Regions from separate parts of the Homo sapiens genome. Here region 1 is linked to region 2. A link is a contact called in ENCODE Hi-C data. All regions are on one chromosome and are shown on one strand. The core of a region is the stretch at or near the end of the contact, and the rest is flanking DNA. Distances in the headings are between cores, read along the strand shown. Region 1 holds the start of MRFAP1L2 (Morf4 family associated protein 1 like 2). Region 2 holds the start of STX18-AS1 (STX18 antisense RNA 1 (head to head)).

What was found. Hi-C counts contacts between places; a loop is a spot of excess contacts on that map. Pooled maps may share reads with other maps.
Region 1: a pooled map shows a loop between it and region 2 (8-fold over the local background). The contact joins the promoter of MRFAP1L2 here to the promoter of STX18-AS1 in region 2. A Hi-C loop is called at or near these places in 7 of 50 pooled maps.

What each region holds. Positions count from the first base shown.
Region 1 is chr4:6,668,441-6,675,324 of GRCh38, reverse strand. It overlaps MRFAP1L2 (Morf4 family associated protein 1 like 2), which reads right to left and starts at 1,250. Exons shown (of 1, transcript NM_138699.3): 1 at 1-1,250. The coding sequence starts at 1,112. The coding sequence ends at 753. LINC02482 (long intergenic non-protein coding RNA 2482) reads left to right here and starts at 1,444. Exons shown (of 2, transcript NR_134665.1): 1 at 1,444-1,641; 2 at 4,332-4,597. RefSeq lists a silencer at 946-1,175 and an enhancer at 1,648-2,256.
Region 2 is chr4:4,536,692-4,543,722 of GRCh38, reverse strand. STX18-AS1 (STX18 antisense RNA 1 (head to head)) reads right to left here and starts at 1,592. Exons shown (of 6, transcript NR_037888.1): 1 at 1,248-1,592. It overlaps STX18 (syntaxin 18), which reads left to right and starts at 1,675. Exons shown (of 11, transcript NM_016930.4): 1 at 1,675-1,926. The coding sequence starts at 1,759. It overlaps LOC124900165, which reads right to left and starts at 1,592. Exons shown (of 6, transcript XM_047416490.1): 1 at 1,248-1,592. RefSeq lists enhancers at 1,507-1,801, 1,526-1,805.

The DNA of each region.
Region 1 (6,884 bases), core at 1-2,500, 2.1 Mb before region 2:
CGAGTATACTTCCAAACTTTGAAAATACAATAAGATCACAGGAACAAATATGACCACGCAGCAGCGTACGTACTGTATAGGCCATATTCCTTTACGTGGGACATTAATGAAAAGCTGTCTTTTCCAAACTGAATGCGCCTATTAATAAAAAAATACACCTGACCATCTAATGCTGAAGTCATCCGCCAGGATGGTACTGGAAATTGAGTGGCTAATGTGGAGAAAACGCAGGCAGAAAAACAGGGGAGACAAAACGAAAGGCTCTCTTGGTTTGAGCCTGTCCAAGCAGCCACGACTCCTTATCAGGTGAACACAGTTCGTCAGTTGGCCACCTAAAGTACAAGTGGGAGAAATTCATCATCACAACATAAATTTTGAGCTTGATATTCTCATATCCGGGAGTCAAACAAACCCAACCACCTGTGCACAATGCTTCCACCTGCAGGAAGGTCATCGCAAACGCTCCAATCTCGTAACAACATTCACACGTTTCCAGCATGTACCTCCGCTTCACACCTCTCTCCCCCCACGTAGTGACCCACCAGGTCTACGTCCTGAAAATACTTCCAGTGGTCATGACTCTTTACAACAACATATCAAATTATTTTCTCTAATTACCTATGAAAAAAGAATGAAACCAACTCCGCGGAGAGCGTGGCACGGCTCTGCGCTCCCCTCCCTGCCTACCCAGCGCCTTCCACGCGGGACACTCCCCGCCGCGCTCCGCTCCAGACCCGCGCGGCCTCGCCGGCTCAGCAGCACTCGCAGCCGGCGATCCGCTGGTGCAGCTCCACGATCCGCCTGCCCATCCGCGCCGCCTCCGCAGCCTTCCTCTCTGCTTCGGCGCACAGCCGAGCCACCCGCTCCTCAGCCTCCGCACGCGGGCGGGGTGCTGGGGCCCGGGCGCCCCGCTCCTCTGCCTCCACCTCACTCTTGATGGCGTCGAGCAGGCTCTGGATCTCCAGCAGCTTCCTGCGGGCCCGCCAGTGCGCCCGGGCGCGCTCGCGCTCCAGGGAGGCCAGGTTCTCGCGGCCGGCGCGGGGCGCGGGGCTCAGCGGGCTGCCCGGCTCCTCGCGGGGCTCCCGCGCCTCGTCCGCGTCCACGGGCCGCATCACGCCGCCGCCTCTTCCAGCCCGCGGGGCACGCCGGGGCTGCTCACCAGCAGCGAGCGCGGAAGCCTCGCTGTCACCAACGACCAGACTAGCAACAGGTTGCCCCAACTTTCCGCAGCGAGGACGGTATCCAAAATGGGCTACTAGCCGTCGGCCAGGACGCTGCCACTGCGGCCCTTTTACGACACCTGCGGTCCTTTACCGCCACGCAGCAAGCGAGAACCGCATTCGGGGCTCCCGCCTCAGCGGTCCTGCGCGCGCACGCGCACTTGCACGCACGCGTACCCCCCCGCACGCATGCGCACCCCATGTCCCCGCCCGCTGTAGCGCCACAGCTCTTTGGGCGTTGATTCTAGGGTCAGGGCCCTCACTCACACTGCTGGAAGGTTAAAGTCGACTTCACGCTAGTTTAAGGAAATATCTGACGCTGATAACCATGTCCCAAGCACTGCTCTAAGTTCCCAATGTGTCCGGAATTGGTGGGTTCTTGGTCTCACTGACTTCAAGAATGAAGCCACGGACCCTCGCGGTGAGTGTTACAGCTCTTAAAGTGGCGCGTCTGGAGTTTGTTCCTTCTGATGTTCGGATGTGTTCGGAGTTTTTTCCTTCTGGTGGGTTCGTGGTCTCGCCGGCTCAGGAGTGAAACTGCAGACCTGTTACGGCTCATAAAGGCAGTGTGGACCCAAAGAGTGAGCAGCAGCAGGATTTATTGCAAAGAGAGAAAGAACAAAGCTTCCACAATAGAAGGGGACCTGAGCCGGTTGCCACTGCTGGCTCCGGCAGCCTGCTTTTATTGTCTTATCTGGCCCCACCCACATCCTGCTGATTGGTAGAGCCGAGTGGTCTGTTTTGACAGGGTGCTGATTGGTGCGTTTACAATCCCTGAGCTAGACACAAAGGTTCTCCAAGGCCCCAGCAGAGTCGATTGGTATATTCACAAACCCTGAGCTAGACACACGGTGCTGATTGGTGTATTTACAATCCCTGAGCTAGACATAAAGGTTCTCCACATCCCCACCAGACTCAGGAGCCCAGCTGGCTTCACCAAGTGGATCCCACACCAGGGCTGCAGGTGGAGCTGCCTGCGAGAACGGCACCGTGCGCCCACACTCCTCAGCCCTTGGGTGGTGATGGGACTGGGCGCCGTGGAGCAGGGGGTGGTGCTCGTCGAGGAGGCTCGGGCAGCACAGGAGCCCATGGAGGGGGTGGGAGGCTCAGGCATGGCGGGCTGCAGGTCCCGAGCCCTGCCCCTCGGAAAGGCAGCTAAGGCCCGGTGAGAAATCGAGCACAGCGCCGGTGGGCTGGCACTGCTGAGGGACCCAGTACACCCTCCGCAGCCGCTGGCCCGGGTGCTAAGCCCCTCATTGCCGGGGGCTGGCAGGGCCAGCCGGCTGCTCCGAGTGCGGGGCCCACCAAGCCCACGCCCACCCTGAACTCCAGCTGGCCCGCAAGCGCCGTGTGCAGCCCCGGTGCCCGCTCGCGCCTCTCCCTCCACACCTCCCTGCAAGCTGAGAGAGCCGGCTCTGGCCTTGGCCAGCCCAGAAAGGGGCCTCCACAGTGCAGCAGTGGGCTGAAGGGCTCCTCAAGTGCTGCCAAAGTGGGAGCCCAGGCAGAGGAGGCACCGAGAGTGAGCGAGGGCTGTGAGGACTGCCAGCACACTGTCACCTCTCACCAACATTCTAAATCATAAACACCCAGGCCGGGCGTGTGGCTCACGCCTATAATCCCAGCACTTTGGGAGGCTGAGGTGAGAGGATCGCTTGAGCTCAGGAGTTCCATACCAGCCTGGGCAACAAGGGAAAAAACCCTACCAAAAAAAACACAAGAAATTAGCTGGGCGTGGTGGCGCGTGCCGATAGTCCCAGCTACTTGAGAGGCTGAGCCGGGAAGATTGCTTGAGCCCAGCAGGTCGAGACCGAGGTGAGCTCTGAACGCCTGATTGCGCCACTGCACCCCAGCCCAGTGACAGGGCGAGACCCTGTCTCAAAATAAATAAATAAAAATAATAAACAACCGAATTCAGTGGTCCCGTTAGAATATTCCAGGCTCCGAGAAGCCAGGTGCTCACAGCGTCGGGATTTGCCCCCAGCCAGGGCCTCCGCTCCCTCTTGCCTCGGGCAGATGCTCCTGGAACACAGAGCTGCGGCCTCGGTGCTGATGCTGAGTGCTGTGACCCAGCCTCCCCCTACTTTTTTCCTAAGGGTATAAGCTTCACTCTGCCTGGGGCTTTGGCTGTAAGTTGGAGTCTGGCTTTACCCACTGTGGGCACCCAAGGCCAAGGTGGGTCTGATTCACCACTGTTTCCTCAGCCCTGCCAGGCTCTGAATATGCCTTTAGGAATCATTCTGGAAGATTTCTTTCTTCACTGGACTATATAAGTGCCTCTGCGAGAAAACAGGCCCTAGGGGCAGGTACTTAGTCAGTTTAGTCATCTGTTTCCTCAGCTTGAAATGGGCTTGGCATACAGCAGGAGCCCAGTAAATGTTGCTTTAATGCTCATTTCCCAAGAGATCTTTATTAAGCACCCACTGCATGTCATTGTGTCTAGGCTTATTCACTGTGTACCTCTAGCAGAAAGTTAAGGGGACCCTCCATGCTTGATGGCCAGAGGTCACTCTCAGCTCCTACAGGTCACTCTCCGGTCCTTAAACGTGGCCCTCTCCATCTTCAAAGCCAGTAAGAGCATGTCGGATCCTTCTTATCCTTCCAGCCTCTCTGTCATCCCCTTCTGCTCCCAGCTGGAGAAAACTCTGCTTTTAAGGGGCTTGCCATGGTCCAAATATGTGAGTCCCCCCAAAATTCATATGTTGCAAAGCAATCCCCAATGTGATGATATTAGGAGGTGGGGTCTTTGGGAGGTGATGTGGTCATGAAGGCTCAGCTTTCATGAATGAGATTAGCACCCTCATAAAACAACTCCACAGGGCCGCCTTACCCCTTCTGCTGTGGGAGGTTATAGCAAAAAGATGGGCTTCTATGAACCAGAAGTGGGCCCTCACCAGGCACCAAACCTGCTGGCACCGTGATCTTGTACTGCTCAGCCTTCAGAACTCAGAAAATACATTTCTGTTGTTTAGAAGACACCCAGTTTCTGGTATTTTGTTAGAGCAGCGTGAACGGACTAAAATAGTGCTTATGTGGTTGTGTAACAGCATCGATTCCATGTTAAAGAACAATTTTGCTTGCTCAATTATAATTATTGCTTTGCTTAAGTTTTAGACTATGCTAAAAACAGCCTCAGGACCTTCAGCACTGATCAACAATCCTGGGCATGGGCTGACCGACAGTTTTCACCCAGAGAGTGAAGATCATGGAGGAGCCATCTTAAATTCTGCCCAGCGCAGGCTCCCAGGAATCCTAATGTCACGATCTCACTGCAGCCAATGTGACAAACACAGCAGTAATTAAGTCTAGAGAGCTAAACACACCTCAAAAAGAATTGTCTCTTGGTATGAGTGGAATGGAATAAAATACATGGAAACCCACAAAAGTTTCGAGGTGAACATATTAGCAAAAATGCTCTAGCTTATCCAAGCGACAGTTCAAAGTGTCAAAGGACTTCTAGACTCCCAATCTTTCCACCGGCAGAAAGCAGGCTCAGTAGCCCAAACTGGCGCATTTTAAAATGCCCTTTTCAGAAGTGTGATGGAAAAAGAAGGATGTGTCAGTGCAGGCCAGTGTGTGGGGACCAATGGCAAACTGCAGCTCCTGAACTAAGAAAGACTTTCATATCTTTAAAAAAGAAAAGGAGAAATAGGAATATGTGATAGAGACTGTATGTGGCCCACAAAGCCTAACATATTTACTGTTTAGATCTTTACAGAAAATGTTTGCCAACTCCTGTGCTGCTGAGCCACTTCCAGGTTGCAGAACCAAAGCCTTACATTCCCTAGCTTTAAAGTAGAGGACCTGGCAATGTTTACTCCACCGAGTTTCAAAATAGCTATGTGACTGCTATTTCACCCCTTCATTCTTCCCTTACCAATGGGCCTTATCCTGTCCCTGTCTCATCACTGAATGTTGGGTCTAAGTGGACAATAACTTGTCTTTTCAAAAAGTGCATAAGCTTCTAGACCAATAAAAGCCATATTAGGACCTGATGTGGCTCACAAGATGCTAGACTTCTTGCTTGAGGCCATGATTGGAAGAAAGTAGGAAGGGGGTCCTTAGATGGGGGTGGGCAATTTTTCCATGAATAATGGGGGCAGTGGGCACAGATGATGGTAGGTAGTATAAATGACCCCAATTCCCCACCCCTTCATTCATCCATGTTCTCTGCCTCATGTCTTGCTTTGGCCAATGAGAGGTTCACAGAGAGGACACAAGCACAGGTTTGAAAGAGGCTTTCGCGGTTGGACTCGCTTTCCTCTGCGTCTCTGCCTTCGCTATGAGAAGAACGGGCACCGGTCTTGGGAAGATGGTGAGAGAAACACAGAACCAAGCTGCTCTAGACAGGCCTAGCCTAGACCAGGTGGCCCGCAGACCATTACTGAGCCCAGCCTGGATCATCCAACTCCCAGCCAAACTGCAGACCATGAGGAATGTTTATTGTTGTCACGGAGATTTAGGGTGGCTCATGCAGCAAAAGCCAGTTGATGGCCGTAGGTGGGATTATAATCCCGGATACATTAAAATGCCAGTCTCTTCTTTTCCCCATGTCTTCATTTGCTCACTCTCAGGTGAAGGGATCTTGCTTGGAGGCCCAGACGTTCTGGATTTTCTCTTTAGAAACTGTGGCTTGAAGCATCCTCTTCAGGAAACAATATTTACTCCTTTTGTATCTCCAAAACCCCTCCTCACCCCTTTTGCAACCCAAACCCAAGTGTCTTCTGTGTCCTATTTTTCTTCTTTTGAGGCAGAGTCTTGCTCTGCTGCCCAGGCTGGAATGCAGTGGTGCGATCACGGCTCACTGCAGCCTCGACCTCCCTGGCCCAGGTGATCCTCGCAACTCAGCCTCCCGAGTAGCTGGGACTACAGGCACATACCACAATACCTGGCTAATTTTTTTGTATTTTTTTGTAGAGGTGTGGTTTCACTATGTTACCCAGGTTGGTCTTGAACTGAGCTCAAGCAATCTGCCTGCCTCGGCCTCCCAAAGTGCTGGGATTACAGGTGTGAGCCACTGCGCCTGGCCAGCTTGTACATTTTACAATCAAGATTACAAGACTACTGCCAGCTGTAGGCCACATCAGGCTCTGAGAAGAGGGGATGTGGACAGAGGTAACCAGGACAAAAGGAAAAAAAAGTCCTTAATTTCACCTTCTCTGATGCCATTTAGTTCATGCCGATCATCTGTAATTCACATCTGTGAACTTTCAGCCCGTTTGGGAGAAGCCTTCCCTCAAGTGCTTAATTATGGCACAGGATGGTCTCTTTTACACAAACGACTGTGCAAAGACATAGAAAGTGGAATTTATTTCTATCAGAATTAATTCAGAAAATCTGGGTAAGTTCCACACTCCATTTAACACTCATTACACATAATAACTGGTCAGACCACATTGTGTATGACTTAACCCACATTACATGAATAGTCTAGGAATAACAAAAGAATTTACTATTTATTTATCTGAAACAATGTTGATTCTGGGTTTGGTAAGATTCTGGGCTCGACACAATTCTGAGTCATGCTAAATTCTTCCACCAAAGGCAGCTGCCATAATGGAGTGTCTGGTACAGGAAGCGCGAGCCACTGGAGTGTGGGACGCATCACGGCCACAACAACAAAGCTGTCTCCACGTCCACTGCTAGCCGGGCGGGGCAGTAAAACGT
Region 2 (7,031 bases), core at 343-2,842:
ACCCCATCTCTACTAAAAATACAAAAGAATTAGCCAGGCGTGGCGGTGGGCGCCTGTAGTCCCAGCTACTCGGGAGACTGAGGCAGGAGAATGGCGTGAACCCGGGAGGCGGAGCTTGCTCCAGCCTGGGCGACAGAGCAAGACTCCGCCTCAAAGAAAAAAAAAATCTTTTCCTTCCTCCTTTCTGGTAAATATATACTTTCTTGACATCTATTTCTGATAAACTTTATTTTTTTAACACAGTGGTTCTCAAACTTTTGGTCTCAACTCTTTTGCACACTTAAAAATTATTAAGGGCTCTAAACAATTTTGGTTTATATTGACATTATCGACATTTACTATATGAGAAATCAAAACAAAAACTTGATGTTTTTGAAAGTCTTTTTTTGGAGTCTGGCTTAATAGAAAACAGCTGTTCTGCATTTACTCCGTTGCAATATCACAGTCTCCAGCAAACTCAACTGTATGCAACTCATAAGAAAATCAGAGCGAAAAGGCAAATAACATCTTAGTATTGTGAAAATTTTATCTTGATGACCATTAAAACTGCTGTTTTAATACATATTCTACTTGTGCTTCCTCTTTATGAAAAAAGAAATCTTGAAGAAATCAATGAGATTTTGAATTAAAACTGAACCATAGGCCAGGCACGGTTGCACGTGCCTATAGTCCCAGCTACTCAGGAGGCTGAGTCCGGGAGGATCGTTTGAGCCCTGGCGTTCCAGCTGTAGTGAGCTAGGATGGCGCCTCTGACTAGCCACTGCAATCCAGCCTGGGCAACATAGTAGACCCCCGTCTCAAAAAACAACACAAAACAGAACATGAACCTAAAATGCAGAAGAAACTCATTGATTGAGTTGTCAATTTTAATAGCTATGGCTCAAGACGGTACAATTAAAAACTATGCATGAAGGATGAAGAGAATCCAGCGGCATTAGGGCCACTCTTTCACCTTTGTCTCCATCTAAACTTCCTATTCATCCTTCAAATCTCTGCACAGGTGACGCCTTTTCTCTAAAGCCTCTTCCTTTACCACAAATAACAGTGATTATAATAATAACATTATTAACGATTACTACCATTTATTGGCCACTTACTAGGAGCCAAGCAACATCAAAACACAGCACGCGTCAGCTCACTTAATTTTCACAGTAAACCCCGAGGAGGATGCTGGCTTCACTTTAAAAAGAGGTGACTGAAGGTTGGAGAAGAAAGGCCTCTGGCCTCTAGCTCTGTGCCTTGCACACCTGATCTGTCTCAGCATTTATTGCATCCCGAGGGTCACCGTCCACGTGCCTCTATCCTGCTCAAGGTGAGTTCTTGCAGTCAAAGGTCAAGGGTGGCTCGTCTCCACTTCCCCCGCAACCAAACCGCCCGGTCTCAGTGAGGGAGCCGCCAGAAGGGAAGGAGCCTCCTAGCTTCCCGGTCCTCACGCTCCCGGAGCCCACACGCCCCAAACAGACACAGAAGAGCTCGCTGAGCTCTCCGCGCAGCTAAACCCTCCAAGCTTTGCTGGGAGAAACCGATGCCCGAGAGCGCGTCGCGAGGTTCCTCCTCCGCCAGGTGCGCCGGCTGAGGCCGGAACCTTTTTCCTCCCGCCGCGGTAGCAGGGCGCAGGCCGGAACCTTTCTTCTCGCGTCGCCGTTGCCGGGGGGAGGCGTGTGGGGCAGGACCAGTCCTTCAGCGGCCGGGTTCGCGCCGCGGTCGCCGGCTGCTTACGTGGGCGGGCCTAGTGTGGGGCTGAGGGTGCGGGTCGCTATGGCGGTGGACATCACGCTGCTATTCCGGGCCAGCGTCAAGACCGTGAAGACGCGGAACAAGGCGCTGGGAGTGGCGGTGGGCGGCGGGGTCGATGGCAGCCGGGACGAGCTGTTCCGCCGGAGCCCCCGGCCCAAGGGCGACTTCTCCAGCCGGGCCCGCGAAGTGGTGAGCTGGTTGCTATGGAAACGGCGGGTTGAGGAGGGGGCAGTCCTGCGACAGGGACCCCGGGCCCCAAACCAGACCCCGTCCCGTAAGCATTGTGTGAAGGGGGTGGCTCTAAGGGGGACAGAAGAGTTGGCCTCAGAGACCCTACAGCTTTTTGGGGGAAGGAACAGCCTTATTTTGAGGAAGGGGGACGCATATTGGGGAACAGATTTCTCCTGCGGCGACAGGGATTGGGGGACAAGAAAGGAGATCCTCAGAAATCTCTATCTGGAAAGTGCATGGGCGGCTTTGTGAGGTCATGAGTTCGCCGTCACTACAGACTTGCACTCAGGGGAAACCTCCTGACAGTCCTTCGCTTCCTGTTGCAGCACTGACCACACCATATTTGCCTGTTCTATTTACTTGTCTGCCTCCCACCCCTAGTTGAGATTAAAAACTGTATTCAGCCGAACTCTTTCTTCCCTTTGTCTCTGCAATAAGTAGGACTCAGTTCCTCTTGAGACGGGTTTAGGGTAATCTTTCGCAAACACAGTGTTACAGTCACCTCAACTACTTTCTGTTCCCTGATCAGAGCAGGTGTCCCTTCATCTCCCTGGGAACAGGAACCTTTTCCTTAAGGGCAGGGACAGTGTTGTTTTCATCTCAGAATGCATGACTCATAGCATTGCTTAGTAAATGTTTGTTGAATGAGTGAATGAACAAATGGCTGTCTTTCCCATTAAACAGAAAACTCCATAAGGGGAGAGCTGTTTGTCTTGTTCCCTTTTGTGTTCGTGACACCAAGGAGGTATCTAGGTTTTGTGGGGCCTACAGCTTATATAGTTCTGTCTGCCCTCTTCAAGAAATAAAAATCACCAAGAAAGATTCAGAGCTTTGGAAGATTGAAGAGAGGGACCCTAAAGCTTAAGCCTCATTAATTTCACAGTAAATCCTTCTCTGCTTGGCATACACTTGGCACTGTATAGACACTCAGATATTTTTGAATGAATGTAGTCATGCATGCATTAATGACAGTTAGCAGAGGATACTTAAACATTAGAAAGGGGATTGGACCAGATGAATACACTCGCCCTATTGATGACCGTCTATGAAGCACCTACCTTCTGACCAGCCTCGTGTTAGAGTAATATGATGTAAAAGCAGTGGTGGAGTAGACGGACATAGACATAAAACAAGTGCCATAAAGCCTTGCAGGTGTTGTGTAGGGCACAAAAAGAATGTGGTCAGTTCTACCTGAGGACCAGAAAAGGCTTTATAGAGGCGATGATGCCTAAAACAAATCTTGAAAGAGGATTAGTTGGTTCCAGTGCAGAAGGACATCTCAGGCTAAGAGAATAGTATGCGCTAAGCTGTGGAGGTAGGTAACAGTCTGACATAAGTTGGTTCAATAAACATTTGAGTGAGACTGGAATGTGGGACTCTCATAAAAATTGGACGCGGAGATCTTAAAGGGCTTTGTGTATCATTGCAGAGTTTGAATTTTGCCCTGTAGATGGTCAGATGTTATCTGGTAGAGAAAGCACCAGAGAAGGAGCCAAGAGACGAGGTTGTTGTCTGAACCCTGCAACTATTAGCTATATGATTTCATTAAGCAAGTTTTAAGACCTCAGTTTATTTACCTGTAAATGGTCCTTTTTTTCTCCTCCTCCTTTTAAAAAACTACCTTGGTCCTCTATATGTAACAAATTAAAGTGGGAGCTTCCTAGGTTGAAATAAGAGGAAGAGAAACAGGACACTCTCCCTCCCAGTTTGGCCCAAGCACTTCTTGAGATTCCTTTTGTAGAACTGTGGTATGAATATCACAGTATTGGCTTTTTAAGGGTCCCTTCTAACTCTGAAACCACTGATTTATTAACACTGTGCTAATTTTGAGTCCTGCTCAGGGAAAGGGGGGATTTGGGAATGGTAGAGACAGGAGGCACAGTTGGGTTGGCAAGCCCTTTGGAGAGCCCTGTGATCACTTCCACCTCTCCCTGAGTGGTGAAAATGTGTTTGAGTTTTGAGTTAATGGGCCTCAGGGACAGTAACAGTCCCATAGGGTGCTGAGTTCCCTGTCACTGGAAGTGATTAAACAGAGTGATGACTGCTTTTCAGAGATGTTTGAGAAAAGCTTTGTGCATATGTCACAGGGTTGGACCGCATGACAATGCAACTTGCAGTTCTGCTATGTATTGATGTGAGTAGGTGTCACATCACCTTAAGTGAGTTCATGGGCTGTGTTGTTCAGGGACACTGTCCCCCTGACGTAGAGGAAACATACATTCTTTTAAGCAATTTTGATTTTATGTTGTCATTGCTTTGTGTATTATCTCCTGTTCTTGCAACCGTTCCCCACTCCCCATCTTCTCTTGTGGGAAGTTTAACTAGAAGAGCTAGTGATGGATGTCCTGTGCTTTTACTACAATTAGATGTCAAAAGTTTGGCTGTTATTTTGTTTGGCCTGGATTCCTTATAGAGAAAAGTCTGGTAAATACCAGAAGCACATATTCTAATTCAGGTTTAGCCCTGGTTGTCAGACTTAATGAAATGTAATAAGTTATAGTATGCCTTTTGGTAAGTGCCTTCCTTGAAGCATTTGCTGTTACTTCTAGGATGCGTTTTATCTGGTTCAATTTCTATTCTTCCATTCCATTCCTCAAATATATGCCTGATGCCAGATTTCCATCTCACTGAATTGTTGTAGAGGTTATATTAAGTTGAATAAAATTGCATTGAAACTGCAATTTTATTGCAGTCCCTACCTTCCAACAACAGGCTGATTGCTTCTGCATCATTCTTTTAAACATTTAACTTTTATGCTCAATTTTACTAAATTTATATATACTCAAATGCATGTCTACCCATTAAATTACAAATGGAGAGTAACGACTTTTCAGATTATTTGGGGGAGGAACTTATATTATTCGAACAACTCCAAATAATAATGAATATGTCACTCTGCAATGGGAATTTGATTAGTTAACTCATTTGAAGTGTGGGACTAGTGAGGATGATGGGATTGGAAAGAGACCTGGGCCTTGGGTTCAAATCTCGCTTCTGCTACTTAGAAATGGGTGAACTTGGGCAAGTCTGACTCTCGTTTTCCATTTCTATAAAGTGGACGTGATAATACCCTACTTAACTCACAAGCTAAGTAGGGTAGCTTCTGAGTTACCCTACTCACATAGTCTATATGTATGTATTTTAAAAAAACAGACTGATTATTATTGTTCCCCCAAACTACCTCCCCCCTCCTCATGTAGGCCATTTAGACATATTTTCTTTAGTGGCACCAAGCTGTATTTTCCAAACCACTTAGTTTTCTTGCACTTTCATTCCTTAATTTAGTTAAGTGCGTGAGGAATGAGTGAAAATCCTGAGCAGGTACTGATGAATCAGCGGTGGTGCAGAAGTACTGTCTGCATTCGTAAAAGATGGTAACATTTCTTTGCCAAGGTGAAACTCTTTCAGTGATGGCAGATGTGTGGCAGGTATGCAGCTTTTACTTTCTTTTCTTCCTTGTGATCATGGAAGCCAGTGCTAATTTCTTAGTGGATCCCTATAGCTCAGAATCCTTTGCAACATTGTACCCCAGGAGCCGTTACCTGTTATTAGGCTTGACATTCAAGTTGAAATCTACTTGACATATAGTAACAGTAGAATCTGTATGCTTAAAGCAGACCCATGTTTGTTTGTTTGTGGTTTTTTTTTTTTTCACTCAAAAGGACCTTGTGTTCATTTTGTTAATAGATAAGAAAACTAACACCCAAATAAATGAAATTACTTGCCCAAAGTCGTAGCAGTTGAGGTCATAGCACAGAGCCATAAGTAGAAGCCAGGTCCTTTGACCTGGTTTAATGCTGCTCTCCCTCTGCCCACTACATTCTCCTGTAATTTTTAAACCAGAATTTGTTTGGTTTCTGAATGGCAGTGAGTTTCTTCTTCTTGAGTTAATTCTGAATACTGCATACTGAATGGAACCTGGGGCAGAAAGACTTGGATTTGAATGTGTCTTATCTGTTATATGAACTTGGGGAAGCCACTTAATTTCAGTTACCTTATGGCTAAAATAGAGTGAGTAATAGCAACCTTATAAAGTTGTTAGGTGAAATAAGAAAAGGTATGCAGGTGCCTACATGAGTCCGAGTTCTTTTGTTTGCAAGTAATAGTAACCTAATGTAAATTAACCTGAACAAAGTGGGAATACCTTAGCTCATATAACTGGAAAATTCAGGGATAGAGCTTCTTTCTCTAGCTCTTATCCATAAAGCCCAGGAAGGAAATCTAGTTGGTTCTGCTTGATCCTCTGCTCTCTCTTACAGTAGTCATTATAGCCAGAGGAATGTTTCTTTAATTGGTCAGGTCTATGTCCACCTCAATCTGTGGTTAATAGGTGGCTTGGATGCTATGTAGCCCCCACCAGAATCATGGAAAAGGCAGTGCCCTGTCTGGGAATAGGGAGTAAGGAATGTTGGGCAAGCAAAAGCAACAAAAACATCCCTCACAGTGCCTGGGACAGTGCCTGATGTGCCTTCACCTTGCCTGCCTGGCTGTCTTCAACTCTGTGGGGAATGAGAAACTAGAAAATGCAGGAGTTTATAATGACAGGTTCTGGGGTGAGGATAGGCCTAGAGATGCCTCATAGTGGCAGCTCTTCTATTCTCTTACTGACTTATAAAGGTTACAGGAGCCAGGGGGGGCTACCACACAGGTAAGCAAGAAACCCGTAAGCACCGAACTGCTGTGCAGAGGCAGCAGGGGCTACTGAAGAGCACCGCACAGGAAAGCAGGAACCCATGTTCTAGCCGCAGGTCTGCCAGTAAGTGGGCTGCTCATGTGATTTCTCTGGGCCTCAGTTTCCACATTAGTAAAACTGAAAGCTTCGATTAGATAACTGCAGAGATTTCTTGTAGAATAAGGACACTTTGATTCTAAATAAGGTAATAATGATCCTGAATTGCTGGGAACTCTATTTTCAGATTAGGCATGCAGATGAGATTTTGTTCTTGATAATACATTCTTTTGTGGAAGCTAAACTTCGTTTTTTATTTACTTATTTTTAGGAATTGATTATCTTGAATCTTTGGCTGAAATTCAGAGTTCTTGGAGTGGCCCAAAGCCAGATG